Regions from separate parts of the Homo sapiens genome. Here region 2 is linked to region 1. Evidence: read pairs that join two places in POLR2A ChIA-PET (ENCODE). Cell type or tissue: A673. All regions are shown on one strand.

Evidence for each region. Peaks named below come from ENCODE experiments on the same cell type or tissue, not always from the same donor. Only the 100,000 strongest peaks of a DNase experiment are listed, where the experiment ranks them.
Region 2: POLR2A ChIA-PET joins it to region 1 with 10 read pairs; 3 of 35 experiments call an interaction of 5 or more read pairs at or near these places.

What each region holds. Positions count from the first base shown.
Region 1 is chr17:7,187,242-7,195,241 of GRCh38, forward strand. It overlaps DLG4 (discs large MAGUK scaffold protein 4), which reads right to left. Exons shown (of 20, transcript NM_001321075.3): 12 at 7,078-7,254; 13 at 6,723-6,759; 14 at 6,603-6,630; 15 at 6,426-6,473; 16 at 6,242-6,343; 17 at 5,704-5,876; 18 at 4,652-4,761; 19 at 4,026-4,117; 20 at 1-3,573. The coding sequence ends at 3,467. Among named protein-coding and RNA genes, the nearest start is that of ASGR1, 12 kb to the left of the region's middle. In A673, no CTCF peak of the experiment used is centred here; a DNase peak (open chromatin) is centred at 4,430.
Region 2 is chr17:7,596,000-7,603,999 of GRCh38, forward strand. FXR2 (FMR1 autosomal homolog 2) reads right to left here. Exons shown (of 17, transcript NM_004860.4): 5 at 7,758-7,906; 6 at 6,910-7,003; 7 at 5,410-5,526. Among named protein-coding and RNA genes, the nearest start is that of SOX15, 9.9 kb to the left of the region's middle. In A673, no CTCF peak of the experiment used is centred here; no DNase peak of the experiment used is centred here.

The sequences.
Region 1 (8,000 bases):
CAAAATAATGCATGCAGGCCAGGCGCGGTGGCTCATGCCTGTAATCCTAGCACTTTGGGAGGCCGAGGGGGGGGGGGGTGGATCACCCGAGGTCAGGAGTTCGAGACCAGCCTGATCAATATGGTGAAATCCCCATCTCTACTAAATACAAAAAATTAGCTGGGCGTGGTGGCATGCACCTGTAATCCCAGCTACTCGGGAGGCTGAGGCAGGAGAATAGCTTGAATCCGGAAGGCAGAGGTTGCAGTGAGCAGAGATCGCACCACTGCACTCCAGCCTGGGCAACAAGAGCGAAACTCTGTCTCCAATAATAATAATAATAATAATAATAATAATACATGCAAAATTATGTGATTCTACCCCATCCAGGTCAAATATGTGATTCTGCCCCTTCTAGTTTAACACGCAGACGCATTACCTGCACACACCTTCCTCAGCTCCTAGATTTCTCCCTTCAGCTCACGATAGAGAACGTTATCACAGCCTCAAGCCATCTGCTATTACACAGAACCAAGCTAAGAGAAGGATTATTTGAAAAACATCAGGGCCAGGTGCAGTGGCTCACGCCTGTAATCCCAGCACTTTGGGAGGCCAAGGCGGGCAGATCACCTGAGGTCAAGAGTTTGAGACCAGCTTGGCTAACATGGTGAAACCCCGTTTCTACTAAAAATATTAAAAAATAGCTGTGTGTTATGGCACGCATCTGTAATCCCAGCTACTTGGGAAGCTGAGGCAGGAGAATCACTTGAACCCTGGAGTTGGAGGTTGCAGTGAGCCGAGATCGCGCCATTGCACTCCAGCTTGGGCAACAAAAGTGAAACTCGACCTCAAAAAAAAAAAAAAAAAAATCCTCTGAAGCAGTGCTTCTCCACCCAGTGAGACATCAAAATCACCCGGGAGCTTTCCAGAAATGCAGACCCCTGGTCCCTATCCCCAGGATCCTGATGGACTCGGTCCTGCATAGAAAATCCTGCAGGGCAATACGTGGCTACTGGTTGAAGTGACACCCCTTCAGCAATCTCTGCCTCTATTCTTGGACTACTTTAGGCTTGGACGGCCATGCCATCCACAGAATCACTACCCCTGGGTTGGTCTTTTGCATGAAACTCTCAACTTTAGTCAGGAGTGGCTACAAAAAATGCCCTTTTGCACTGTTTGGGATTTAACCACCATAACTCTTAGGGCCCTCTGCCTCAGCCTTACCCACTGGAGCACCTGAGAATCAGAGAAAGGAATAGTACCCCAGCAGGTGCCCCCAAAGGTTCATCTGTGCCAAACACATGAAGAAGGCAGAAGGCTGAGAGTCACCATTCTACATAGCAGGATCTCAGGAGCTTCAGTTAGGACTTAGGGCCAGGAAAATATGACTCCCTAAAAGAACTAAAATTATTTCTCCCTTATAATAAAGAAGTAGGTAATTGACAATTTCCTTTTTTGCCATGGCTATCAGGAAGCTCAGAGATCACATTTACCCTCACAGTTCATATACATTTCTCCAGTTTTCATCTTTGGCATTTAGATTCTTATTTTCCTACCCTCATTATTTACAAAGCTGCCTCAGATCTTTCCCATAGAGATAGGACATAAAGGCTGGGCGTAGTGGCTCATGCCTGTAATCTTAACACTGTGGGAGGCCAAGCTGGGCGGATCACCTGAGGTCAGGAGTTCGAGACCAGCCTGGCCAACAAAGCAAAACCCCATCTCTACTAAAAATACAAAAATTAGCCAGGAGTGGTGGCAGGCGCCTGTAATCCCAGCTATTCGAGAGGCTGAGGCAGGAGAACCGTGTGAACCCAGCAGGCAGAGGTTGCAGTGAGCCAAGATCGCACCACAGCACTCCAGCCTGAGCGAAAGAGCGAAACTCTGTCTCAAAAAAAAAAAAAAAAGGGTGGGGGGGGCGCATAAAGAAACCTAGCGTATATTCACACAGCAGTTCTTATCAGCAGAACTCTGTAAAGATCATTTCCAGGCCAGGCGCGGTGGCTCACGCCTGTAATCCCAGCACTTTGGGAGGCTGAGGCGGGTGGATAACAAGGTCAGGAGTTCAAGACCAGCCTGACCAACATGGTGAAACCCCATCTCTACTAAAAATACAAAATTAGCCAGGCATGGTGGCAGTAATCTGTAATCCCAGCTACTCAGGGGGCTGAGGCAGGAGAATCACTTGAACCAGGGTGGCAGAGATCACAGTGAGCCGAGATCGAGCCACTGCACTCCAGCCTGTGCGACAGAGCAAGACTCTGTCTCAAAAAAAAAAACAAAAAAACAAAAAAAATCATTTCCAGATCCTAGCTCTGTCCACAACTCCATGAACATGAATGAACGAAGTTTCCTCTCTATTTTCCTTTAAGGACTGTTGTGCTTCCCAACAGGACTGAGACAGCCCGGCAGGGATCAGAGCTGGACTAAGTCTGCAGGGCCCCAGACAAGTTCCAGCCTCCCCTTTCTGGCCTGTCATGACTTTGGACAGAGCTCCAGACCTTCCCAGGCTCAGTCTTCACCAACTCGGGTTCCTTGATTTGCCAGTTACCTCCCTGGCCCATTTTCCAGGCCACTAACCTCTCTGGCTTGGAGTGAAGAAGGATCTGACTCTGCTGCGCCCATCTCCCTCCACACCCAGGTCCCAAATAACCAGGCCACACACCAAGTTTCAAGTATCTGTCTCTTCCTTTCACTCTCTCAAAAGAAAAAAATAAATAAATTGCAGAAGGCGGCAGCATTTCCAGTCTTCCCTGGCTCCCGGACACCCGACCCCCGACCCCTGCCCCCCACCCTCCCTCCCGCATTTCCCACTCCCTAGACCCATCCCTCCCTTTTCCCCAAAAAAATTCCCAGGAAAAAAAAAAAAAAAAGCCACATTTAGACCTTCCACTCATGCAAACCGGCAAAGAAAAATGGTGGGGGCATGTGGAAGGCAGGGGCCCGCTGCGGAGTCCCCTGCTTCTCCCCCCAAAAAACCACCTTTGAGAAGAAAAAAAGTGGAAAAAATAAATGAGAAATCAAGGAACATGGGGAATTACGATGAGGGCAGGGGTGACCCCAGACCCTGCCTTAGGAGAGAGCGGAGGCCTGTGGCCCTGCATCCCTGCAGCGGGTGCTCCTCGAGGGGGCCCTGACTTCTGGAATGTGTGTGGGAGAGGATGGGGGAGGGCAGGTGGCCCCCGGTGGGTCTGTGTGTGCATTGGGGGCAGGTGGGGGCGGGGATCCTAAGGAGCAAGGGCTCGGAACAAGGAGCCCAGCTCCCCCCCAGACCCCAGGTTCCTGGCGTTCAGGAGCCCAGTTCTGGGGTGCGGGGATACATGCAGAGGAGTGTCCCCCCTCCAACAGGCTGGATCCAGTTAGAAAGGAAATAAATAAGAAGGGGTGGGAGGGAGGCCGGGGGGAGCCAAGGGCTTGGGCAATTCAGTCCAGACCAAGGGCCCAGGTGATGGAGGCAGGGCGAGTCCAGGCCAAGCCAGGGCAGGAATCAGAGTCTCTCTCGGGCTGGAACCCAGATGTAGGGGCCTGAGAGGTCCTCGATGACACGCTTCACCTTGTGGTAGATCTCCTCAAAGCTGTCACCCTCCACGATGGCTGGGAGTGGGGTGGAGCAGGGAGTGAGGCCAAGGAAGGGCCAGAGGACACCTGGCCAAGGGGGTTGCACCAGCCCAGAGGAAGGGGCACCTCTTTCCAACTCTCCAAGCCATAAGTCCTGGGGCTGCACCCGCCCACAGGGGCACCTCTTTTTTTTTTTTTTTTTTTTTTTTGAGATTGAGTTTTGCTCTTAGCGCCAGGCTGGAGTGCAGTGGTGCGATCTCGGCTCACTGCAACCTCTGCCTCCCAGGTTCAAGCGATTCTCCTGCCTCGGCCTACCGAGTAGCTGGGATTACAGGTGCCCGCCAGTGCTGGGATTACAGGCGTGAGCCACCATGCCGCGCCCACAGGGGCACCTCTTTCTAAGCCATCCACTGGGGGTGGCGGGGGAGCTCTTTCTAATCCGAGCAAGGGCACCCTACATGCTGGCAACAGCCTTGCTGTGGCCTCACCTGAGAAGCACTCTGTGAACTCCTGCTCCAGCTTGGTGGCTCTGTCGAAGGCTTTGCGGGCTTGCTCCTCTGTGATCCGCTTGTTAATCTCTCTGTGAAGAGGGAGGGAGAGCAGGCCTGAGACTGGACCCACCTGACCCTGCCTTTTATCTCCTCTATCCAGGAATGTTAAGTATTCTTCTATTTGGAGCACATAGCAAAAAAAAAAATACAATTCCCAATATCCTCTGGGGCCACAGATGAGAACCACCCCCCACCCCCCTGCCACCCGCAACCGCCCCAGCCAGGTGTGGCTACTCCAGGGACATCTACGGAGCTTCATCCTTCCAGCCTTCAGCCCCAGAGATGGGATTCGGACTCCAATTCCCAACAGCCCTAGAGGCCCTGACTCGCCCCAGCTGGTATGCCCCAGGGGCTGCTGGGAAATGTAGTCCTGTCTAGCCAAGGCAGGAGAGGAGGGGAAAGACCCGATTCCCCCACATCCTCTGGGTTCCAGGGATCCCCCTCAGGGGCTGCTGAAACCGCTGTCCAGGGTTCTGAAGGGAGAGTTGAACGCAGACGCCTTGTGAGGCCCAGGGCCACAGGTGTTGGGGGAGCAAAGGGGAGGCCCCCAGGACCATACTCACAGCACATTCTCCAGGGAGCGGGGGCGGATGAAGATGGCGATGGGGTGCAGGTGGGCCGCCTGCAGCCGCCGCACGGCATTGGCCGAGACATCGAGGATGCAGTGCTTCCCCTGGGGGCAGGCAGGGTGGGCGGAGGGGGGCCAGCGGGTGGCGAGAAAGGACAGAGAGCAGTGCCGGAGGGACACGGACGGGGAGAGGTGGGGAATGGGAAGTTGGCCGAAGGGGAGTGACATGGATGTCAAGAAACACGGGGGCAGAGAGTCAGGCAGGAAGCGGGTATGGACAGAGTAAAAGACAGAGGGAAAGGAAAGGGAAGATGGAGAGCACGGGAGAGGGCAGGGACAGGACAGAATGGAGGAAGGGAGGAGCACCAGGCAGGCAGGGACCCAAGAGATGGTGGCAGAGCCGGGGCAGCAGCGAGTGGGGCGGGGTGTGCAAGGCAGAGGTGACACAGGCGGGAAGGAAAGCCAAGAAAAAGGAGAAAGGAAGTAGGATAGAGGGAGGAGGGAGGGGAGGACGGACAGAGGACAGACAGATGGAAGGAACAAGGAGACAGATGGGAGGGAGTGAGGCAGATGGAGAAAGGAACCGTGGAGGGAGGGAGGGAGGGCAGGGTGAGGAGCAGCGGGGAAAGGAAAGGAGTTAGCAGAGGAGTGGGAGAGGGGAGCCGGGCCCCAGAAAAGGGTGAGGCAGGGGAGAGGGCCAGCGGGGAGTCAGGAAAAAGGGAGGGACCCAGTGGGGAAGGCCAAGCCACCAAAGACAAGGCCATGGGAAGAGAGGAGAAATGGGGCAAGGAGAAGGGAGTGGGGAGAGAAAGAGGCCAGATGGTGGTGGGGAATTTGGGGTCAGGAAGTGAGGGAGGTGGGAGAGAGAGCAGGGGCAGAGAGCAGGCAGTCAGACAGAGTTGCCCAAGAGGAGAAGGAGGTGGAGGAGCGGAGTGGAGACCCAGCAGGGAAAGAGACAGAGAGAGAGAGAGTTAGAGAAAGCTGGAGGGAGGCAGTGGGGTGGGGAGAGGGGAGAAGGAAGAGGACCGGGTGCCCGCCAGGTCCTACCTGCTCTGCCACCTCTCGCACGGACTGGACGCTGGTCCCATAGAGGTGGCTGTTGTACTGGCCGGCCTCAATGAACTTGTGCGCCTGAATGTCCTTCTCCATTTTCTCCCGGGACGACACAAAGTGGTAATCCCGGCCATCTATCTCATACTCCCGCTTGGGCCGTGTCGTATCTGCCAGGAAGTCACCCCACCCCCCAAAGATCTAACCACCATCCCTCTAGCTTAAATCCTGCCTACTTCAATCAAATCCCCATAGTGCCCAGCTGGTCCTTTGGTGAAAGGGAGCTGCCAGGGAGACCAAGACTGCAGAGGGCCAGAACCGCTTCCCCTAGCACCCTCCAGGGCCTCCAAGTCTCTGGCCTGGGCATGGGTACTATGGAATGAGAGGGTGGCTGAGAAGCACCCCTTCTCGGAGAAACCCTGTATCTCCCTACACACCGATCCCCCAGGAGGCTCTGCCTATGGCCCCAGGGATGGGCCTCCCCTGCCCCACCCCCACTTCCACCTTCTCCTCCATCCAAGGCCCCAGCACTCACGGGGAACACAGGATCCAAACTTGTCGGGGAACTCGGAGAGAAGATCATCGTTGGCGCGGTCCTTGGTGGGCCCAAGGATGATGATGGGGCGAGCATAGTGCACTGCAGAGAGAGCCTGGCTTAGGCCGAGCGCAGGGTTGGGGGAGCAGCAAGTGCTGGGGCCAAGGCAGGGGCCAGGGCTCACCTTCCATCTGCGTCACTGTCTCGTAGCTCAGAACCGAGTCTTCTCGACCTGGTGGGAGGTGGGGCATCTGCAAGGGGCTCTGAAACAGGGGACCTGGAGCCCTGTCTCCCCCTTGAGGATATCAAAAGCAACTCAGTGCTCCTCTCACCCACATCTTCCCGAACTAACCCTACCTACCCTGCGATCCAGAGCTGGAGCCCCAGTCCTAAGAAGAAAAAGCAGGCCACGGGGTTAGTTATGAGCTCAGCTCCATGAGCCCTCACACTTCCACCCAGGCTCACACCCTCCTCCACCTACCTTGGCCTTTAACCTTGACCACTCTCGTCGCTCAACCCTGTGGGATACATGGAGGGATACGCGGGTAGGGGAATGCCTACCCCCTGCCACCCCCATGCTCTGAGCCAGCTGACAACCCCTTCTCCATACTCTGGGCCAGCTGACACCCCTTCTCCTGCAGCCCTGGACACTGTGCTCCTCAATAAGGAGTTGTCCTTCCCAAAGGCTCATGGGAGCCACGGACCCCAGGAGGGCCCAACAGACAAACCCCTAGGAGTTCAGAGGGCAAACCCATCCCCTGTTGGCTGCCCACCCCGGGGGACCTTGGGAACTTCAGTGCCTGTGGCAGGAAGGCTACAGAGCCCAGGAGCCTCACCGCCGTTTGCTGGGGATGAACCCAATGTCGTCGGTCTCACTGTCAGAGTGGACCCGCCGTGCCTGCCACCACTCCTCATCACTAGCATCGATGACATGCAGCACATCCCCAAAGCGGAAGCTCAGGGCCTGGCTCAGGAAGCCGCAGTCCTTGGTCTTGTCGTAATCAAACAGGGCCCTGGAGGGCAAGTGGCTATCGGTCAGAGCCCAGCTGAGGACTCCAGGAAGGATGCCCCAGTCACCCAAAGACCCGGCCCAGAGGTCTGCAGATGGCACTCCCATGGGAGCTATGGATGCCGAGGAACCCAAAACTGTGTGGGGACCAAACGCTGACTATAACTCATAACAACTATTAGCCATCACTCAGTCCACACTGAGCACAGTTTCCAGAGGCAGGGCTTGAACTTGACCCTCTCAAGAAAGCAGTTTGGGCCAGGCGTGGTGGCTCCCACCTGGAATCCCAGCTGACTTTGGGAGGCCAAGGCGGGCGGATCACAAGGTCAGGAGATTGAGACCATGGTGAAACCCCGTCTCTACTAAAAATACAAAATATTAGCCGGGCACGGTGGCGGGTGCCTGTATTCCCAGCTTCTCGGGAGGCTGAGGCAGGAAAATGGCATGAACCCAGGAGGCGGAGCTTGCAGTGAGCAGAGATCACGCCACTGCACTCCAGCCTGGGCAACGGAGCGAGACACCGTCTCAAAAAAAAAAAAAAAGAAAAAGAAAAAGAAAAACAGAAAGCAGTGTGCAGTACACACGCACATCATAAAGTCACAGGGGTAACCCTGAATCTGCCCAAATTCATAAGAAAAAGAAAATGTCCCGTGTTTCCAAATAATGGTTACCCTTACCAGTATCAAATTTCTATCAGTAAGTCACAACCCCTGGGGTCAGAACCAGGGAAGTAATGAAGACACAGAAGAA
Region 2 (8,000 bases), 410 kb after region 1:
AGGAAAAGTCACTGTAGGAATCATGGTGGTAGAATCTCACAGTCCCAGGCACACGACCCTTTGCATAACTTAAATAAGGAAAACTGTGTGATATTAATAGAAAGCTAGAACCACTCTGGAGTCCGCGGACCACGAGGACCTGTGTGGAAAGGTCAGGAACTTTTTGTTTTTTCTTTGAGATGGCGTCTCGCTCTGTCGCCCAGGCTGGAGTGCAGTGGCGCGATCTCAGCTCACTGCAACCTCCGCCTCTCGACTTCAAGTGATTCTCATGCCTCGGCCTCCTGAGTAGCTACGACTACAGGTGTCCACCACCATGCCTGGCTAATTTCTGTATTTTTAGTAGAGACAAGGTTTCACCATGTTGGCCAGGCTGGTCTCAAACTCCTGACCTCAGGTGATCCGCCCGCCTCAGCCTCCCAAAGTGCTGGGATTACCGGCATAAGCCACCACGCCCGGCCAAGGTCAGGAACTTTTAATTCCACTCCTTCCAAATACCAGTGGTTTGTGGGGGAGGAAAGGTAAAGAGGGCAGAGTTTGGACTGGGACACACCGAAGTTCTGGATTTGGCCCTAACAGTATCTGTCCCTAAGAGTATCTATCTGTGTGATCTTAAACAAAACATACTCTGCCTCTTGTGTCATCTGCTAAGTGATTATATCCAACTTATCTTATTCTCAAGACTAGCAAGAGGATTAGACAAGGCTGGTGTGAAAGTACTTCTCACAAGGTACATGCAAGTGTAAGGAACTCTTACCTTAATCAAACAAATATCAACTCATCCCCAAATAAAACTCAACAACTTAAGTAAAAAGTGAGGGGTAGGCTGTGCGCGGTGGCTCACGCCTGTAATTCCAGCACTGTGGGAGGCTGAGGCAGGTGGATCACAAGGTCAGGAGATCAAGACCATCCTGCCAACATAGTGAAACCCCATCTCTATTAAAAATACAAAAATTAGCTGGCCTTGGTGGGGTGTGCCTATAATCCCAGCTGCTTGGGAGGCTGAGGCAGGAGAATTGCTTGAACCAGGGAGTTGGAGGTTACAGTGAGCCGAGGTCATGCCACTGCACTCCAGCCTGGTGACAGAGCAAAACTCTGTCTCAAAAAAAAGTGAGGGGTTAAGAAAAACAGAAAACATGCCTCTAGAACACCAGGCTTTCACTTCATTTCTCAATCAGTCCTTAGAGGAACCCCTGGGTTCAGGGGCAGGAAGACAGGAAAGGTTTTAGAGGAGTGAATCCCATGTTGTAAGCACCAAATAGAAACAATACCTGAAAGGAGACATTCCTAGATTGAAATACACTACTTCCCACTTCCAAGTTGGATAGGACTGAATTATACCAAGGATTTATACCAGGCAAGAAGAGAAAGTTGGAAAAATAAACTAAGTTGAGTGTTCAAAATCACTACATTAGGAGGGGAGGGGAAGAGATCTACAATGACCTATAAGCGTCTTCTAGATAAGCTTGCAGAACAGCTGGGTTTTCTTTTTTTTTTTTCTTTTTTTTGAGATGGGGTCTGTCACCCAGGCTAGAGTGCAGTGGCATGATCTCTGCTCACTGCAACTTCTGCCTCCCTTTTTTTGTATTTTTAGTAGAGAAGGGGTTTCACCATGCTGGCCAGACTGGTCTCAAACTCCTAACCTCAGGCAATCCACCTGCCTCGGCTTCCCAAAGTGCTGGGATTGCAGGCGTGAGCCGCTGCACCCGGCCCCTTTCCGGTTTTTAGAGGCTTCACTACTAGGCATGACTGATTAAATCACTGATCCTCAGTGATTGCCTTAACCTTTGGCCCCATTCCCCTCCCAGGAAGTTGGTGGGGGTGAGGCTGAAAGTTCCAACCCTCTAATCATGAAGCCACCTAGAGGGGCTAGCCATGAATCAACTCATCAGCACACAAAAACACACATCACTGGAGATTCCAAGGATTTTAGAAGTTGAATGCCAGGAGCCTGGTCAGGAGACCAAATATGTATCTCTCAGTATCACAGAGCCTGTCAGTCCTACTGGTTTTACTCGTAAAATTTATCCTACATAAAACTACTCTCTCTCTCTTCCTTTAGCACTCCAGTTCAAGTTTCTCACCTGGACTACTGTGCTCTGTTCCTGCTTCCATTCTTGCCCCCCTTTCCATCTGTCATTGAAACAGGAGTTTAAAACAGAAGGCACTTTCGGCCGGGCACAGTGGCTCTCGCCTGTAATCCCAGCACTTTGGGAGGCCGAGGTGGGTGGATCACGAGGTCAGGAGATCAAGACCATCCTGGCTAACACGGTGAAACCCCATCTCTACTAAAAAAAAATACAAAAAAATCAGCCGGGCGTGGTGGCAGGCGCCTGTAGTCCCAGCTTCTCGTGAGGCTGAGGCAGGAGAATGGCGTGAACTTGGGAGGTGGAGCTTGCAGTGAGCCGAGATCACGCCAATGCACTCCAGCCTGGGTGACAGAGCGAGACTCCGTCTCAAAAACAAAACAAAACAAAACAAAACAAAAAACCAGAAGGCACTGTTAACTCAATGGCTTCTCAGTATACGCACAATAAAATCCCCCCTCCTCAGCCTACCGTACATGTCTTACATGATCTACTCTCTGACCGAATTTTGTATCGGTCTCCCTTTGCTCACTCTGCGCTAACTACACAAGCTGCAGTGAGCTGAGATCGCACTACTGCACTCCAGCCTGGACGACAGAATGAGACTCCGTCTCAAAAAATTAAAAAACAACAACAAAAATTAGGCCGGGTGCAATGGGTCATGTCTATAATCCCAGCACTTTGGGAGGCCAAGGCAAGTGGATCCCTTGAGGCCAGGGGTTCGCGACCAGCCTAGCCAACATGGTGAAACTCCGTCTCTACTAAAAATACTGAAATTAGGGCCAGGTATAGTGGCTCATGCCTGTAATCCCAGTACTTTGGGAGGCCAAGGCAGGTGGATCACCTGCGGTCGGGAGTTCAAAACCAGCCTGGGCAACATGGTGAAACACTAAAAAAGCAAAAATTATCCAGACGTGGGGGCGCGTGCCTATTATCCCAGCTACCTGGGAGGCCGAGGCACAAGAATCGCTTGAACCCAGGAGCGAGAGGTTGCAGGGAGCGGAGATTGTGCCATTGCACTCCAGCCTGGGTGACAGAGGGAAACTGTCTCCAAAAAAAAAAAAAAAATAGCCAGGTATGGTGGCATGCACCTGTAATCCCACCCACCCAAAGGCTGAGGTGAGAGGATCACTTGAGCTCGGGGGGTAGAGACTGCAGTGAGCTGAGATCGCACCACTACATACACTCCAGCCTGGATAACAGACTGAGACTCCATCTCAAAACAAAAAACAAAAACAAAAAATAAAGTTTGTATCATCTGAAGGTAATGGTGAATTTTTACCTGCCAGTGCCCTGAGCAGGATCCCTGAAGAAGTCAAAGATTATCATGACCCAGAAATTGCACAGGCACAGAAAAAAGCCTCCCAAAAAGATCAATTCCCTTGATAAATGGAAATGGTATTCAAACACACACACCCTATTCACTTAGAATAGTATAATACCAACGAAAGGGAATCTGACAATTATACGATGTCAGAATTCAAAAAGATCTCACAGAAATACTCTAGTCAGGCCAGGCGTGGTGGCTGACACCTGTAATCCCAACATTTTGGGAGGTCGAGGTGGGCGGATCACCTGAGGTCCATAGTTTGAGATCAGCCTGGCCAACATGGTGAAACCCCATCTCTACTAAAAAAGACAAAAATTAGCCAGGTGTGATGGCACACACCTGTAATCCCAGCTACTTGGGAGGCTGAGGCAGGAGAATCGCTTCAATCTGGGAGGTGGAGGTTGCAGTAAGCCAAGATAGCGCCACTGCGCTCTAGCCTGGGCGACAGAGACGCTATCTCAAAAAACAAACAAAAAAACAAGAAATATCCTTTTTTTCTTTGAGATGGAGTTTCACTCTTGTTGCCCAGGCTGGAGTACAATGGTGTGATCTCGGCTCACTGCAACCTCCGCCTCCCAGGTTCAAGCGATTCTCCTGCCTCAGCCTCCCGAGTAGCTGGGACAACAGGCGCCTGCCACCACGCCTGGCTAATTTTTGTAGTTTTAGTAGAGACGGGGTTTCACCCATGTTGGCCAGGCTGGTCTTGAACTCCCGACCTCAGGTGATCTGCCCGCCTCAGCCTCCCAAAGTGCTGGGATTACAGACGTGGGCCACCGCGCCCAGTCATATCCTTTTTTTCTTTGAGACAGAGTTTCACTCTTGTCACCCAGGCTGAAGTGCAATGGCGCAATCTTGGCTCACTGCAACCTCCACTTCCCAGGTTCAAGCGATTCTCCTGCCTCAGTCTCTCGAGTAGCTGAAATTACAGGCATGTGCCACCACGCCCAGCTGATTTTTGTCTTCTTAGTAAAGATGGGGTTTCACCAGTCTCGACTCCCAACCTCGGATTGATCTGCCTGCCTCGGCCTCCCAAAGTGCTAAAGTGCTGCGATTAAAGGCGTGAGCCACCGCGCCCACCCTAAAAAATAAATATTCTAGTCTAGGCTGCATGTGGTGGCTCACACCTGTAATCCTAGCACTTTGCAAAGTACAGGCAGATGGATCTCTTGAGCCTAGAAGTTCAAGACCAAGGCCGGGCGCAGCGGCTCATGTCTGTAATCCCAGCACTTTGGGAGGCCGAGGCAGGTGGATCATGAGGTCAGGAGTTTGAGACCAGCCTGGTCAACATGGTGAAACCCCATCAATACTAAAAATACAAAAATGAGCTGGGTGTGGTGGCACAAGCCTGTAGTCCCAGCTACTCAGGAGGCTGAGGCGGGAGAATCGCTTGAACCCAGAAGGTGGATGTTGCAGTCAGCTGAGACTATACCATTACACTACAGCCTGGGTGACAAAGTGAGACTCCGTCTCAAAAAAAACCATTCAGCCAGGTGTGGTGGCTCACGCCTGTAATCCCAGCACTTTGGGAGGCTGAGGCGGGTGGATCACATGAGGCCAGGAGTTCGAGGCCAGCTTGGGCAACATGGCAAAACCCCATCTTACTAATAATACAAAACTTAGCCGGGTGTGGTGGCGCACGCCTGTAATCCCAGCTACTCAGAAGGCTGAGGCATGAGAATCGCTTAAACACAGGAGGCAGGGGTTGCAGTGAGCCGAGATCGTGTCATTGCACTCCAGCCTAGGCGACACAGCGAGACTCTGTCTCCCAAAAAAAAAAAAAAAAAATTGGCTAAAAGAAATTTGAAAATAATTGCACTATACCATGATAGAGCTCTGCCATCTGGAGGAGTCTGAGATAAAATAGCTGACCCAGGTTTAATTGCCCAGAAAAAGCCTTAGTCTTTGTTCTGTAAACACAAGATCATGGATGGAGGACAGGGTAGGAAGGGAGGAAGACAATACCCTTCAGCAGAAGGAAAAGGAGCTAAAAGTTACCTCTAGGTGCTTGGTAGCTTCTTCATTGCGGGACATAAGTAGCAGTTTGGTGCGCAGGCTTCGGAAATGCATATCACCCAGCAGAGATGCTCGCTTCACAGGGGCTTCTGTGGTTGACTGGGAGGAAACCAGTGGGAAAGTCATTAAAACTGGCTTGGAATAAACACTAAGGGAGAGCCAGGGACTAGAAATCAGGATGCCTAAGTCCCGGGAAAAGGGTTAAGAAATGAAGCTAGGAGACCGGGCGCGGTGGCTCATGCCTGCAATCCCAGGACTTTGGGAGGCCAAGGCAGGCGGATCACGAGGTCATGAGATCGAGACCATCCTGGCCAACGTGGTGAAACCCTGTCTTTACTAAAAATACAAAAATTAGCTGGGCGTGGTGGCACATGCCTATAATCCCAGCTACTCCAGAGGCTGAGGCAGGAGAATCGCTTGAACCCGGGAGTCGGAGGTTGCAGTGAGCCGAGACTGCGCCACTGCACTCTAGCCTGGTGACAGAACAATACTCTGTTTTCAAAAAAAAAAGAAATGAAGCTAGGAAGGAGGAGACTCATTGTCAGTCCCACAAAGGCTGACTATCAGGGTACTGAAGGAAAATGGTTTAGAGAGAAAGCAAGGAGCAAGCATAAGGTGAGAGCTACATACTCTATTTCTGAAAGTCCAAATATCAAGAGAGGGTCTCTAACCCAGATGGCAACATGATTATCAGGTTTAAAAAAAAAGGGTCAGAGGCCGGGCGTGGTGGCTCACGCCTGTGATCCCAGCACTTTGGGAGGCCAAGGCGGGCGGATCACGACGTCAGGAGTTCAAGACCAGCCTGACCAATATGGTGAAACCCTGTTTCTACTAAAAATACAAAAATTAGCCGGGCATGTCGGGCGCGGTGGCTCACGTCTGTAATCCCAGCACTTTGGGAGGCCGAGGCGGGTGGATCAGGAGATCAGCAGTTCAGGACCAGCCTGGCCAACATGGTGAAACCCTGTCTCTACTAAAAACACAAAAAAAAATTAGCCAGGCGCAATGGCAGGCGCCTGTAATCCCAGCTACTCGGGAGGCTGAGGCAGGAGAATCGCTTCAATCTGGGAGGTGGAGGTTGCAGTGAGCCGAGATCGCGCCACTGCACTCCAGCCTGGGCGACAGAGTGAGATTCCATCTCAAAAAAAAAAAAATTAGCCGGCGTGGTGACGCACACCTGTAATCCCAGCTACTCAGGAGGCTGAGGCAGGAGAATTGCTTGAACCCGGGAGGTGGAGGTTGCAGTGAGCCGAGATCGTGCCATTGTTCTCCAGCCTGGGTGACAAGAGTGAGACTTCGTCTCAAAAAAAAGAAAAAAAAAAGGTAGGGCTACCTGGGCCTGTAGGAGTCAGGAGCAATAAAGTCCTCTTGACAAATAAATATAAGCACATTTAAGCCCTTCTCTTTCTGCAAAAGGGTTAAAAAGGGAAAAAGAAAAAATGTTCAAAAGGCTTATGTGAAATTCAGGCAGAATAAACTCACCAGAATGAAGAGCTCACTGTTTGTGATGTTGAGAAAGATGCAGTTGGCTCCCAGGGCTTTCTTGAACTCTTTATGGACGTTTTCATTGGAGCAGCTGCAGAGGAAAAAAGTACTCAGCGGGCAGAATGCAGAGAGTACAGTGAAGAGTTCGGGGGAGGCTGGACATGGTGGTTTGCACCTGTAATCCTAGCACTTTGGGAGGCTAGGGCAGGATGATCACTTGAAGTCAGGAGTTCAAGACTAGCATGGGCAACATAGTGAGACCCTGTCTCTATTAAAAAAAAAAAAAAAAATTCAGAGAAGCAGGGCTGAGTAAATAAGAAAAGAAAAGGGACTGGGCCGGGTGCGGTGGCTCACGCCTGTAATCCCAGCACTTTGGGAGGCTGAGGCAGGCGGATCACTTGAGGTCAGGAGTTTGAGACCAGCCTGACCAACATGGAGAAACCCTGTCTCTACTAAAAATACAAAATTAGCCGGGTGTGGTGGTGCATGCCTGTAATCCCAGCTACTCGGGAGGCTGAGGCAGGAGAATCGCCTGAACCTAGGAGGTGGAGGTTGCGGTGAGCCGAGATTGTGCCACTGCACTCCAGCCTGGGCAACAAGAGCAAAACTCTGTCTCCAAAAAAAAAAAAAAAAGAAAGAAAGGAAAAGAAAAGAAGAGGGACCACAGTTAAAGAACAAGGATGGGAAAATAAAGAAACTAAGTGTCTTCTTAGCAAGAAGGGCTCTAGTAGAGGGCCAGGGGAACAACAGAGAAAACTGCAAAGTGGGAGTGATGCCTGGGAGAAATAAAGCCAGAGATTAGGGCTGTAAAGAGGGCCCTCATTCCCACCATCCTTAACACTCACGCTTCTCTCAGATCCTCGGGCACAGCCATGGTAACCTTGAAGAAGCTGCCTTTGGTTGCAAGGGGATTGGGATTAACTGGCCGAAGTCGCTCCAGGGTAACAATTTCATTGTAGGTGGCATCACAGGCAGCATATTCAATGACATAGAACTGGCACATGGTAAAAAAGGAGAAGTTGTGGATGACCTGAGCAACTTTCTATGAATAACATATTTGTTTCAGTAGTTCTCCAAAGGCATTCCCA